Regions from separate parts of the Mus musculus genome. Here region 2 is linked to region 1. Evidence: chromatin contacts called from ENCODE Hi-C or POLR2A ChIA-PET data. All regions are on one chromosome and are shown on one strand. The core of a region is the stretch at or near the end of the contact, and the rest is flanking DNA. Distances in the headings are between cores, read along the strand shown. Region 1 holds the start of 0610039H22Rik (RIKEN cDNA 0610039H22 gene). Region 2 overlaps Msi2 (musashi RNA-binding protein 2).

Region 1 (6,973 bases), core at 1,955-4,454:
TTTGGGGGGGGGGTCGAGACAGAGTTTCTCTGTATAGCCCTGGCTGTCCTGGAACTCACTCTGTAGACCAGGCTGGCCTTGAACACAGAAATTCTCCTGCCTCTGCCTCCCCAAGTGCTGGGATTAAAGGTGTGCGCCACCAATGCCCGGCAGGATGTTTAGATTTTTAAAATATCACATATTAGTGGTCATATAATTCTATTACCCACTCATACTGCATGTACACACATACATAAAAGCATCTCTAATATATTCACAGTGGCCAGCATGGTGGCTGAGGCAGGAGAATTACTTCAAATTCAAGGCCAGCCTGACCTACTTAGTGAGATTCACAGCAGCCAGGGTAACATAGTAAGACCTGTCTCAAAAACAAATGAACAAATTAGCCATAGTCTTCAACCCCAGTCATGTCACCTGATATACATACTATAAAAGGTGACAGGTATGTGAGTATATTGATATACCAGTGTTATTTGTAAGAAACTGTTAACAAGTTAACCATTCAGTAACAGGAGTTGACCCCACCAAGTATAATCAAGTATAATTCTAAATTGCTATACCATTGAGACAGTAAAAACTTTGTCTTTAGAAAATGGTGAATGGGGCTGGAGGAATGACTCAGCGGTTAAGAGCACTGACTGCTCTTCCAGAGGTCATGAGTTCAATTCCCAGCAACCACATGGTGGCTCACAATAATCTCTAATGGGATCTGATGCCTTCTTCTGGTGTGTCTGAAGACAGATATAGTGTACTCATATAAATAAAATAAATCTGAAAGAAAGAAAGAAGGAAGGAAGGAAGGAAGGAAGGAAGGAAGGAAGGAAGGAAGGAAGGAAGGAAGGAAGGAAGGAAGGGAAGAAAGAAAATGGTGAATGATATGCAGAAAGGTTCATGATACAGTTATGAAAACAAACCAGCAAATGACGTGTGACCAAGCATGAATGCATGTACAGATACACATATATCCATTTCTTTTTTTTGTCTTGACAAAAAGAAAGAAAATGCATAAAAGCCTTAAGAATGGTCGTGTAGAAATGGTAAATGGAGGGACTAAGGGCATTTTACTTTTAATACTGATGGCTTCTCAAAGTTTCCCACATGTTTCTGTAATTGGGAAGAGGGCAGGAGCAGTAGTCAATGTTCTAAGTAAACAAGCCGTAGGAGGCTCTCTGCTCTGTAAATGTCGAGACTGGATTCGAGCATGTTCTCCCCCTCGTCGATGGAACTTGTAATGTGACCCCATCCGCCGTAGGAATGAAGCAGACATTACGCACTTAGCGCATTTGTAGGCACGAGTGGTGCGTTAAGCTGTTTTTTAATTAATTAATTTGAGTCATGAGCATTTGAAAGTGACTATTTTATGGAGCTGAAATTTACATTTATCTCCCATTTTAAAGCCCATTTAGCAAATTAAGAAAGGAAACGGCAACACTCGGGGAAGTTACCGAGCCTACCCGCGTGCATCGTGTGAGAGCAGCTCCGTTGTGGCGCACTCGAACAGGGCTGTTCTGCAAGACCTCTAGAAAATAGCAAGCGCTGTACAAAAGCCTCTGTGAAATACTGTTTTCATCAACAGCCTGGCTGCCTGTGTCTCCATTGTGAGACATCACTGAGGCCCAGACAGCTCAGTGATCAAGAGCTCTGCCAGAGGTCCCAAGTTCAACTCCCAGCAACCACATGGTAGCTCACAACCATCTTTAATGGGATCCGATGTCCTCTTCTGATGTGTCTAAAGACAGCTACAGTGTACTCATATACATAAATAAATCTTTAAAACAAAAACCTGTGTTAAAACCCCTCATAAGCATGGAGAGGGTACTCAACCATCACCCAGTGTTATAGGGGTCTCAAATCAGAGCAGGTGGTCAGGGGAGACTTCTGAGAACCCACGCCTAGACCTTGATCTCAGAAAGAGGAAAAAAAAATACACTAAAGAGCAACCAACACACTAAAGAGCAACCAAGACAGGGGCCGGGGCCAGGGCCAGAGCTGGGGCCAGGATTGGGGGCGGGGGGGGGGGGGTGGTCATCACTGCAAACCGAAAGCATTCATCAGAGCCCTTTCTCCCACTGGAATGCTGGGATACTAAGACCGGTCGTTCTTTCAACAGGAAAGAAAAGCGTAGGCCAACTCTTGCTGGCTCGCTCTGCTCCTTCGGCACAGTTTACTGAAGCGTGTGAGGCTCTGCCTAACATTTAGGATATTTTGATTTAAAATGCAAACAGCAACACTGATAAAGATCGTGGCGCCAAAGCGGGCCCTCGAAGGAAAGGGCACACTAACTCCCCTCCTTCTAACCCTGGATCTCACAGCTACCTAAGCTGACGGCTTGAAATTAACTCATTCAGTTAATAATTCAAAGCCATGGGCTGGACAAGTTTTAACGCCTCAATGTTGGTTTATAATTAACCCAGACCGTGGTGTTCTTAGGTGTTTGATTTTTAATTAGTCTATTGATTAATCAGTCTGGTTAACAATTATTTATTTCTGGGGCCCTTTACTGTCTTCTATTCTTGTTAAGGGAGGGTGAGGGTTACCCTGGCTCCTTTCTCCTCTGAACCCCTCCAGATCACAGTCCCATCATTCTCTAGGGACACTGTAGATACAGTATTGAGACCAGAAAGGAAGCCTGCCCAGCCTGACACAAATGAAGGTACCCCCCCTTTTGTTCATCTGTTATCCTTGGTATCAGATTCTGCTCGCAGGAGCACATGAAATGAAGGAACTCACAGAATGGCACCCTACCCAGGCACAGGCTGGGCCCTCTCATCCCTTCCTTCCCAGTTCAGAGCTAATTGACATCTTGTGTGAGCATTGCATCATGTCCCTTTGCAAAGCCAGAAGCAACTGAGAAGGTGCTACACGCCCCTGCCCCCCCCCCATCTCTCGGGGGACTAACCCAAAACAAATTACTCAGTAATGGGAGGGCCCCTCTCTCTGGCAGAGGCCCACATGTCTGTCTGTTCAGCAGTTTCTTGCCTGCTCTATTTGTAGGGGTTGCAGGGGATCAGAGAGGTCACCACCTCTCTCAGGGTTACAGTGCTCTGTAGCACACAGCTGCTCAGAACCCACACTCCTCCCCGTGACAGAGGAGGAAGCACAGTTAACAACAAGGCTGGTGACTGATGCCCGTTGACGTTCTGGGGTGTCCTCCCTCGACGATCACAAAAAATTAACCCAAGACACCAGCACCAACACCAACAGTCCACCAGGGGATCGAAGCAGGTCCTACCTAGGACAAGTTTTCTCAGCATTCAGCACTATGTCACCAAATGACCAGGAGGCAGCCCAAGATGGAAATCCTTGGTAGAGATTTCCTTTGGAAAATTCCACTGTATATCCATGAAAGACCGATCTTAGAATTCTTATGGAAAAAAAAATTATCTTTACAGATCCCATGCAAGGGTGTCATGGATAACCAGGGGTCCTGGACCACAAAGCAACTCCTCTGGAAGATTCATGTATAGGACAACTCTGGGCTGCAGGAGCCCCTAGGACCTGGGTGAGCTGCTTTAACTTCTTCCTCTCTAAACTCAGCTAAAGACCCGGAACCCTACAGAACCCAGTGTGGATGCCCATCATTGGATGATTGCATCTGCTGCTGGCACCAATCACAGAGCTGCCCAGGCCTACAGGGTACCACACAGTTGGCGGAAGTGCAGGGACCCATGTGCCCAGGCCATGCCACAGACAACCGCAACTGCATCCTTCAATGAAGCTCCAGGTAAAAGCAACTGGGCGTGAGAGGGATGGCAATGTGTGTGCAAGGCTTCTCCCTGGTGCCTTTCAGGTTGGGATTTAGCATCTTCGGGCAGCTACCCACAGGTCCCTTTAACAAGCCTCGGGGGGGGGGGGGGGGACTGGGAGCCACACTGTTCCTAGCCTACAGGAATAGCCTCAGGGCAGCAGCAGGAAGGGCTGTTCCCGTTCAGGAAGCTGTGTCCTTTCTGAAGACCTAGAACCCTGGCCAGGATGGGAGCCTCAGAGTCCACTTGAAATACCCTGGGAAAACACCCCTCCCCAAACTACATCTGTACTCCTCCTCCATCCAACACAGCCTTCGAGTAATCCCCACCACCTGCCGGTTTCTCATTTTCTCTCTTGCAACAACTTAAAATTTAAAAGAAAAAAAAATTTAATCACAATTCAGGAAAACACACCCACGCATCTTGCTCACTAAGCGTGAAAGCCACCACTCCCTCGCTCAACTCAGCCCCTGCTCCACTTCAGAGAGTGGAGGAGAGAGAAATGTCATTTGACACCACAAACGCTGCCTCCTTCTCAACCTGGAGGCCCCACCTGCCGGCATGTTTGCAAGGCTAATTCCAATCTCACTATTTGAATACACTTGCAAGCTGGGAAAACAAGCCAATAGTTCAGAGGATCCAAGGCAAACTCCGTCTGACAGCCCTAGCCCCGACGGCTGCCAAGACTGATTGACTGGCTGGTTATATTTAGAGGTGGAGGAGGAGGGGACATCAAACAGTGTAGGGCCTCCCGAACTCAAGAATGCTGTGTTGAGAACGACAGACTAGCAAATAAACAGCCGACAGCCATTCGGCTACATCATCTGGCATCCGCAAGGCACAGGCTCGCCTCCATAAACTACAGGGAATTTCAAAAGCCACCCACACCATGGCAAAAAAGAAACAACAGGCAATTAGGCCAGGTTCTGCCACAGCATCCTCACAGTTCCTCTTTGGCAGCAAGTAAACAAATAGATATGATCTAATCCTTGCTCCCCATCACCTCCGTATTCTTGCTCTGAGACAGCATGATATGGAGCAAAGACCAAGCCAAGGTTCCATGGTACAAAGAAAACCTTCTGTTTTAAACTTGGCCCTACCAGGATACACTAACATACTCCCTTAATCTCATCCTTCCAGAGGCTAAGGCAGGAGGGTCACAAGTTCAAAGCCAGCCTGGAATAAATATAGAGAGACCTTATCTCAAAACAATAATTATTGTTGTTATTATTATTGTTAATTAGGGCAGGGAGAAGAACTTAGTTGGTAAAGTACTTGTCTTACAAGCACAAGAATTCTATCCTCAAAACCTGTGGGGTTTTTTTTAATTGTTGTCATTTAGCTTTTTATTTTATTTATTTGCTTTTTTTTTTTTTAAGTTAGGAGTGATGGCTCATGACTGTAATCCCAGAATTGGAAGGCAGAGGTGGGTGGATCCCTGGAGCTCAGACACTCTGGCTAGTTCCAAACCAGTAAGTGACCCTGCCTCAATAAAAAGGTGAAGAGTGTCTAAGCAAACACACCCTCGGGCTTCCACACACGGACAAACACGCGTGTACCCAACACACATATAAGCACCAATGGAGGTACAACACCTAACAGGTCCTATGCTATTAACTATTACATGGAGAGGTAGAGTGAGCTAAGTTTTATTTCTCCTCTCCTCTAAAAGACAGAAACAGCAACTGAGTCTAAACAGAGATCGGGATTGTTATTTACAACCCCCAACAGCATGCTTTATAGCATCCTAACGGCTGCTGCACATACGTGATCCCTTCATAGGACAGTGAGGAACGGAGAGGAGTCAGAGAGACTCCAGAATAAAACTGGAAGCCATCAGAACCACAGGCCTGACTCTAAGGTCAGTCAGGATAGATAGTATCCATCACAGGGAGAGTCTCTTCACTCAGTCAGCATCTGAGACGCTTCAACGCGCCAGGCACACAGTACACAGGGGGCTGTGACATGGCTGGGCCACAGTTCAGTAGCAGAGGCCTAGTCTTGCGTGTGCAGAACCCTGGGTTTTATCTTCAACATCAGGGAAGAAAAAGGATTCGGATACATATACAGGAATAAAGCAAAGAAACAAGAGAGGATAAGAAGCTCCCAACACCAGAGGAGCAAGAAGTGCTCAAAAGAATGCAATCTGCTAGGATGACATTGCAGCTTTCTCCCCCTGCCCTGCCCTTGACTCTCCTAGACTTTGAGCCTGCCAACAGGTGCTGCTGTCCTAGAGAGGCTCCTCCACATTCATGCTGAGGTATGCCTTCCTGTTGCACTCACAGATGCGACTGGGTCTGGCTTTGAGACCACCCCACTCTCCCTCTAGAACAGCAGTTTTCAACCCATGGGTCATGATCACGGCTTTGGAGATAAAGTAATTCTTTCACCTAAGACCACTGGAAAACAAAATTCATAACAGTAGCAAATTTACAGTTATGATGTAGCAACAAAAATAATTTATGTGGGGGTGGTGTCACCACAACACTGGGAACTGTATTAAAAAGTTGCAGCGGTAGGAAGGTTGTGAACCAGTGTCCCAGAGTACCTGTGCCAGGAGGTACCACCCGGGTACCTACCTGTGGCATCTGTGATATCTGTCCCCATAGTCCCGGTGCTCCATGTGACTTCCCCTCCCCCTTTCCAAGGTCCCCTGAGCATCCCAAGAGCACAGTAAGTGTCCACGGACACTAGCTAAGATGAATGAATACCCACAGTTCACAGACTATGCCCCGAGGGAACTCCCCAGAACCGCATGCCTCAGTTTCCCCATCTGCTGACCTTCAAGGGTGTGTTTGTGTATGTGCCCTTGAGTCTCAATAGAGGATTGGTATCTCTGAATATAACCGGATCCTTGCAAACAGCAAATGTTTTCTGTTAAAATGAAAAGTCAGTTCTCTGGATATCAACTGCTGACAGACAGGAAGTGCTACAAGGCCTGAAAAACAGACGGGCTCTGGGCTGGATTTTTGTAAACTGTTTTTGTTTTAATAAACTGAGGCTTTTGTTTTGTACCAAAAAAAAAAAAAAAAAAAAAAAATCTAGTGCTCTGACGGATGAAAGCCAACAATGCTAAAAAAAGAACGGGTGGGGGATTGGGTGGGGGTGTTGGGAGGTGGGGACGACAATGGAGGGACAGAGGAGGAGCTGTGGAAGATAAATGGCCTAGGCAGATCTGAGCAACAGATCCAGGTTGACAGAACACAAAGCACATACAGGACCCAAGT
Region 2 (6,973 bases), core at 3,312-5,811, 80 kb before region 1:
TAATAGACCCTGGAAACCTTCTCCCGGCTCAGAGCTGAGCGAATGGTCTCTAAAAGCAGACCGTAATAAAGCTGTATGTTCTTCAGCCTTCTTGGAGGCTTAAAGAAACTGATGCACGGCTAAGGACACCCCAGTTTCAGGCTGCTCAGAGGGCCACAAACTTGAGAAGACTGAGGTTGTGGGGTGGGGATAGGAGTCCAGGAGGCAGCCAGGGAGGGGACCTAGCTTAACTGAGCCCAACTCAGTTCAGCTCCTCCACCGGGATGCTCTGGTAGCCTAGGTAGGCTCTGCAGCCTCTGCAAAGACAGGCCAGAGAAGGTAGCTGTCTCACACTGAGCTGCAGTCTCCTCCATGCCCATCTGCCTGTCTTCCACTGGATCTGGGGAGAGCCCAAATTCAATAAGGACAACTAGTCTTATCGTAGTAGAACACCAAAGCAGCCTCTGAGGAAACCAGGACAATGGCCCACCTCCTCACTAAAGAAAGGAGCCCAGGAGGGGGAACTGTCTCTGTGTTTTGTGTTTTGTTTCTGTGTGTGTTTGAGGCTTGGTCTCATAGCACTGGGGTTTGAACTCAGGACCTCACTCAAGCAAAGGCTCTACTCTACTGCTGAGCTACAGCCCCGCCCTGGATCTCTGCTTTTGAGACTGGTGTCTGGGATCTGTTGGCTCGTGTCCCTATAAAATGCTTCCTCTGCATCTTCGCTTAGGTTTCAGAAGCAGTCCTTCACTGTACTACGTGGAAAGACGACAGCAGCAGAACAGGCAGTAGCTTTATGTTTAAAACTATTCCTGGAGGCTCCATCAAAAAAGGGATACACTCAGGTAGTCTAAGTCAGGGCAGTGGAGACGGGGACAGTAGGGATAAAATAGAAATTGCCAGCAGGAAGCAAGGAGACACCATTTAACAAGAGGGTTCAAGACATTGTCACACTGTCATGTTAGGGACAGGATCACAGGCTCTGTCTTGCCTGACAATGGATCCCTGTTCTCTTTTACATTCACTCTTTCTCTCTCTTCCCTCCCTCCCTCTTCCCCCCACTCCCCTCTTTGCTAAGGATGAACCCCCTGTGGCCTGCTGGGGTACAAAAGAGTTCTACCACTACCAGTGAACCACAGTCCCAGCCAGCCAAGCAATGTTTTCCACTCAGAACTAAGGACTTTCTGGCAAGATCCATCATCTTCTTGTCAAGCGGAAGCCGGAGGTCCTTTGAAAGCTGCCCTCTGGACCCATATCCAGAAAGAGAAAAGAAAGAAACAGAAACACACTGGCCTACCACGAACCGCCAGGCCTTCTATGAGTGTGTACCAAGGAGCACCAGCTAGGAAGTGACATGTACCGGTGACAAATTACATCTTCCTCGTATCATTCCTCAGAGAAACACATTTAGCTATGTTTAGTCTCTCTGATCTTCTTTTTTTAGGGCATGACACTTCCAAAAGGGGGTGCACTCCTTTCATCTGCTTCCATCTGTCCAGTAACTCTGCTGTTGTATCACACCCCCATGCCTCTGCCTTCTTCCCATAGTCAACATCCTCACCTGTCATCCTTCAATAGATCAACCAAGGAAACAGGCCCATCCCAAGCCGAGAAGGTGTGTATTGACGATATCCATAGATCAGCTACACTGACCAAACTAAACACCCAGGGAGACCAAGCAAACCAATGATACCCACTGGTGCTAGTTGGGGTGGTGTCTAGATTAAGAAACCAGAAAATGACAAAGAAATAACATGGGAGTGTGGCCAGACATCCTGTGTGGGTCACAAGGAGGATGGCTAAACAGAACTCATTGAAGGCTGGAGCAACCTGGGTTTGACAAGCACGGGGGAGCTATCGATACAGGGCATTTCAGCCATGCTATCTGGACTGGGGTCAGTGACGGGACTGTAGCAAGTGGATGGCACCGTGAGACAGAAGTCACAGAGGGAAGCTAGACATGACTGGACTGTGAAGGCTAGAAGGCCAGGTGGAAGAATGTGCTAGATATTCTGACTATGATGACCAGCCAAGGAGGGAAACGGGGCACTGAGATAGTGGGACCAGAGCTCGGGACTGGTGCATGACCACTAGGCAAGGGGCAAGCTTGGCAGGGAGGAGAATGGTCTCAGAAACAGAAACTGTGAGAGGCTTAGTAGAGGCAGCTTTCTCAAAACCCCAGGAGCCTCTAACTTTACTCATACTGGAAATTCCCCAAGAGCAAAAGTCATCTTAAAACTATTGGTCCTAATCAAAGGTTCCTCCAAATCTGCCTGCCATCCCCACCACCACATCCACAATGCTGGGGGCTCCAGACTCACTCTTCCCAGATGGCAAAAGAGCCAGGGGTCCTAGCAAAGGTGGAGAACAGTCAAGGCCACCAAACCATAAGCAGGGATTGAAGTGCTCCACTCACAAGGACTAGAGTGAATTCTGAGACGCGCAGCCTAGGACCTCAGGTCGTTGCCGGAGCCCAGGGAAGGAACAACCACAGAAGAACGTGTGTTTGAAGGCGTGACATCCATCCGGAGCAGCAGAGAAAAATGTAGCATCCTGGCAATTAACAAGGAAGACAGGAACCCAAAGGCCTTTGCCACATTACAGGCTTAATGGCCCATGATGCTGTGGGGGCCAACATCCCCCTCTTGCTGAATTCCAACTTGGCTAGCTTGGCACTGTGCCTGCCTGGCTTGCCCCTAAAGAGGAGATGCTCTAAAGGATAAGGCTCCTGCAGGAGACGTCCTTGCCCTGTGCTGGAAGCTTTTTTGATCAATAAAAGGAATTTCTCTCTCAAGTATGCAGACTCACAGGGATTCCTTTTTTTTTTTTTCCTGTCTCCGGCCTCACAGTCCTGCTTGGAAGTCAATTGTGGGCAGTGGACTGCCTCAGTCTCTTAGCAGAGAATCCTTCAGAGTGGGAGAGGAAGATGTTTGGGGTTCAGATAAACATGGCGCTCACCCACTGCAGAAAGTAGGGGCAGGATTAGCTCCTAGGAAGACATCAGCCCACTTCTGCTGGATGACAGTGACCCAAATCCTAAGGTGGACACAGAAGGGTGAGGGGGTGAGAGGGCAACAGGAATGGAGGGTGTGGTGTGCAGAGTGTGAGGGAATTAAGGCAGGCTCAAAGAAGCCAGGAAGGCTAGACAAGGGCAGAAGAAGGAAGCTAGTCCAGACTGCACTGTTTCCTTGTTACGTGGCCCTATTTGGAAACAGAGTTGTCGAAGGTTTTAGTTAGCTATGTTAAAATGAGGTCAGTGTGGAAGAGGGAAGGACCTGGATCTAATGGGTCTGGGGTCCTAACAAGAAAGGTGGACTGAGGACGCAGATAAGTGCCCAGGGAGGCAGCCATGGAAAGAAACCAAGCAAGCAAAGATCTGAGTGACGTGTCTACAAACCCAAGAACAGCAGTGACAGGCAGCAGGGCCTGTCAACAGCCAGGAAGGAGGCCTGGAACAGGGTCACCCTGGGTCCCCAGTCTGCAGGGCTACCTCTCATCACTGGCCCCAGGGCTGGGACACACAGGATTTCTGCAGCTGAAGTCACAAATCAGTGGGACTTTCTACAGCACCCATAACAAACCTGAGGTGGGGGGGGGGGCCTCAAAGGAGACCTGTAAGGGGCTGCCATCTCCCTGGCTGAGTGGAAGGCACAGTCTGGGCCTGTGTTCCTAATGAACTAATGAAGGCAGGCAGGGCAGAAACAATGGCCTTACACAGCGCTTCCTTCCCACCACCTGCCTTCTTCCCCTCCAGGTCCCTCTGCTGAAGCTCCCCCACCCCCCCACCCACCCCCTGAGGATTAATTTTTAATAAATCAGCACTCCGCTTTTCTGTAGTTATTAAAATTTTAGCCAACAAGTCGTTGAACCTGTAGAGTTAGGGCTAACTAATTACTACCCAACATCTGCCTGGGAGTGACCAGACACCCCCAGGGAACAGACAGAAGGCTGTCCATGTGCACAGGCAAGAGAAGACTGAGTGACATCTGCCCAGTCACTCTGAGCAGGGGTCAAGGGCAGGGAGCGGTTATCCATCCTCTGGGCATGCATATATGCTCACACATCCAAAGGGGGCGGGGGAGGGATCACCAATCCCATTTCAGAGGAATGGAACACTGAGGGGAGGGGATAACTCAGCCTTTGCTTCGGTCCGCAGGACAATCCAACCTGCTTTCCCAGAGAGCATGCCAGAAGAAGCGAGGATCTCAGTGTTGAGACAGCATGCCGCCTTACCCCATCGGCTGTCACCCAAGCACATTCCTGACACAGCCTGGCTGTATCATCCGCCTGAGAGCATGCTACTTTCTCGGCCAATCTTAACTTTTGGCAACAGAGTTTACATGCTACTTAGAGAGCCTATGGTAGCCACACTCCACCGGACCACTGAGACATGGTTTCCATCTACTGGCCCCCTCACCCCCAGCCCTAAGCCTCGCTTCAGCTCTGGGTACCGTATTCTGCAGTTCTCCGAATCCATCCTCTGAGTTGCCCTTAAGTCAGCCAGTGCTGTTCCTCACCGTGGGAACCTTCAGCTCGCTATCCTGCCACAGACTCTGACTTGTCCCTCCAGCTCCTGCTCAGGTCTCAAAGCCCCTTTGGCCCCTTGTACTTGGCATGATGCCCCACTGTCTGCATATTTTCTCTCGCCCACCTTGGGTTACCTCCAATCCTGGTTCTTCATGACTCTCTGTGTCCTATGGTGTTGAGCTACAGGTGCATAAATCAACATATGATTGCAGTTACTTTAAAGACTGTCTAATCAAGTGTGAGGGCTCCACTCTAAGCCCCGAGGTTGCTTAGGTTAGCTTCAAGGAATCTGAAGACAGGAGTCAGGGCCTGAGGACACTAAATTATTGTGACAACAAGGACTCAAAAGCCCCAGACAACTCACTCACGTCTCATCCTGTCTCCAGGCCGCTCCATGCCCTTTTGCTAAAATGCTCTGACCTTGGTCAACAGTCATGCATTGTGTCCTTCACCTTCTTATACCTCACTCCTTCTGGTCCCTTCTCAAAAATCACTGCAGTGAGCACCCTGACAGGGCCTCAATTTTAGCACAAAGGTCATTTGTTAAATGTCACAAGGACATTTGTGAGAAAGTCCCCAAACATGCCAGTTTAACTTCTGTACCAAAGATCCACCTCAAACTCAAGCTCTACTCAGAAGTTTTCTTCCTACTCATTAAACAGGAAGAAGCACACACACACACACACACACACACACACACACACACACACACACACACACACACACACACACAGACACACAGCCTGAATAGCATAGCTGGCCTCTGGGAAACTTCTCTCTAGCTCTTACAATGAGGCAGGCATTCTTCTGGGTGACGCAGCCAAACAACCAGCACTGAGACTGGACTCAAATCCGCCAGTGGCCCTTAAAGGGGCTGCCATAGTTACCCAAAGCAAACAGCCCAATGTCCTTGCTAGGCGCTCAGCATCCATGCACCGGAACAGGCTAGAGAATTCTCAAATTATCCTCCTGTGGCCTGCACAGGGAGCATCTTGCACTCCAAACCTGGCTCAAAACACGGCATCCATAGCAATTAGCAATCCAATTACTCTCTGGAGTTTACAGGGTCCCTTATTAGAGATGTGGGTGGAGCCACTGGGCTTTTGGCAGCTGCCTCAGGGGCAGGAGCAAGGAGAAAAATCACATCTGGAGAGGAGTCTTCATTGAATCTAGAGGTTCTCAATCAAAGACCACAGATATTCTTAGACATGATGAATCCAAGGTCTCCTGACGCTAATTCCAACCTTACTGTCTGGACCAGTGGGTTCTCAACCTGTGGGTCTTAACTCCTCTGAAAACCTCTATCTCCAAAAATATTTACACTATGATTCTTGACCTTAACAAAATTACAGTTGTGAAGTAAAAACAAAACTTATGGGGGGGGGGTTGGGAGTCATTACAACATGAGGAACTATATCAACGCGGCATTAGGAAGGTTGAGGACCACTAGTCTAGACAGTATCAACCAGTTTCTAAAAGCCAACCAAAAAATGCACAATGACTACATGACTCTTGCTATTCACAAATCTTATAATTTCACTGATGCTCTGCTAGCCACTGGTAGACATATGAGTGCACATATACATAGAAACATATATATATTCAAGATGACCTATTTTATAAAAATGCATTTGAATACATGCAGTATAATGTCTGACATATGTTTATATAAAGCCAACATAGATGTATCTACCTGACTTCAACCTATCAAGTCAGAACTCATCTTACTCCCAATGTTTACCGAGTAATCGATTTTTCAAGAGGGAAACAGTGTTTGGAGGACCCAGGACCTCTTAGGAGAAATTTTACCTGAGAAGTGGTAAAGATGCTAAGAACACTTGACTAGCTCCTATTGTGTACAGCCAAGGAAGCCGATGTCTCAGAGCAGTAAAAGACTTTTTAGAAGCTTCTCACAGAACACTTCAAGAGACATTAGTCCCATGAAACGCCCCCCTTAGTAGATTTCAGCAGTGAGACAATCTCAGGTGTCATTACTTACATCCCAACAGCTGTGGGCAGACTGAAGGCTCTCCTCCTCCCGAGGTGGGGAGCAGCACTGACTGACTCAAGAGCAACTCAGAGGATGGATCTGGAGAACTGCAGAATACGGTACCCAGAGCTGAAGCGGGGCTTAGGGCTGGGGATGAGGGGGGCAGTGGTTGGAAACCATGTCTCAGTGGTCCGGTGGAGTGTGGCTTCCACAGGCTCTCTACATAATTCTGCCCAGAAAGATGGTGAGCATGGTAGGAGTGGCCAGTGTGGCATGCATGACAACTCAAGGCCTTCAGAACAGGGCACTGTCATCCTCCTTTCCCCTCTCCATCCGGACAGTGGAATGAATGCCAGTCAAGGCATAAGGCTATGTAAGAAAAGATGATGCCCCAGTCCTAACTCCAAGAGCCTTGGCTGATTCAAGTATGTTCTCTTGCCAAGGATACTTAAATGGTTGCAAATGACCTAGAAGGCA

What was found. A loop is a pair of places that touch in the nucleus more often than their neighbours do. ChIA-PET counts read pairs that join two places held with the same protein, here RNA polymerase II (POLR2A).
Region 2: a map of mouse embryonic stem cell shows a loop between it and region 1 (2.4-fold over the local background). The contact joins the enhancer-like site here to the promoter of 0610039H22Rik in region 1. A Hi-C loop is called at or near these places in 1 of 37 maps with a recorded cell type or tissue (mouse embryonic stem cell). POLR2A ChIA-PET finds 5 or more read pairs at or near these places in 4 of 5 experiments (Patski and embryonic stem cell).

Annotation. Positions count from the first base shown.
Region 1 is chr11:88,616,047-88,623,019 of GRCm38, forward strand. It overlaps 0610039H22Rik (RIKEN cDNA 0610039H22 gene), which reads left to right and starts at 3,205. Exons shown (of 3, transcript NR_131025.1): 1 at 3,205-3,724; 2 at 5,126-5,218. The region is part of intron 5 of Msi2 (musashi RNA-binding protein 2); the gene reads right to left.
Region 2 is chr11:88,534,914-88,541,886 of GRCm38, forward strand. The region is part of intron 6 of Msi2 (musashi RNA-binding protein 2); the gene reads right to left. Among named protein-coding and RNA genes, the nearest start is that of 0610039H22Rik, 81 kb to the right of the region's middle. Within about 2 kb of position 4,562, at least 2 of the 3 ENCODE cell types and tissues checked have a DNase peak (open chromatin) inside an H3K27ac peak, as active enhancers do.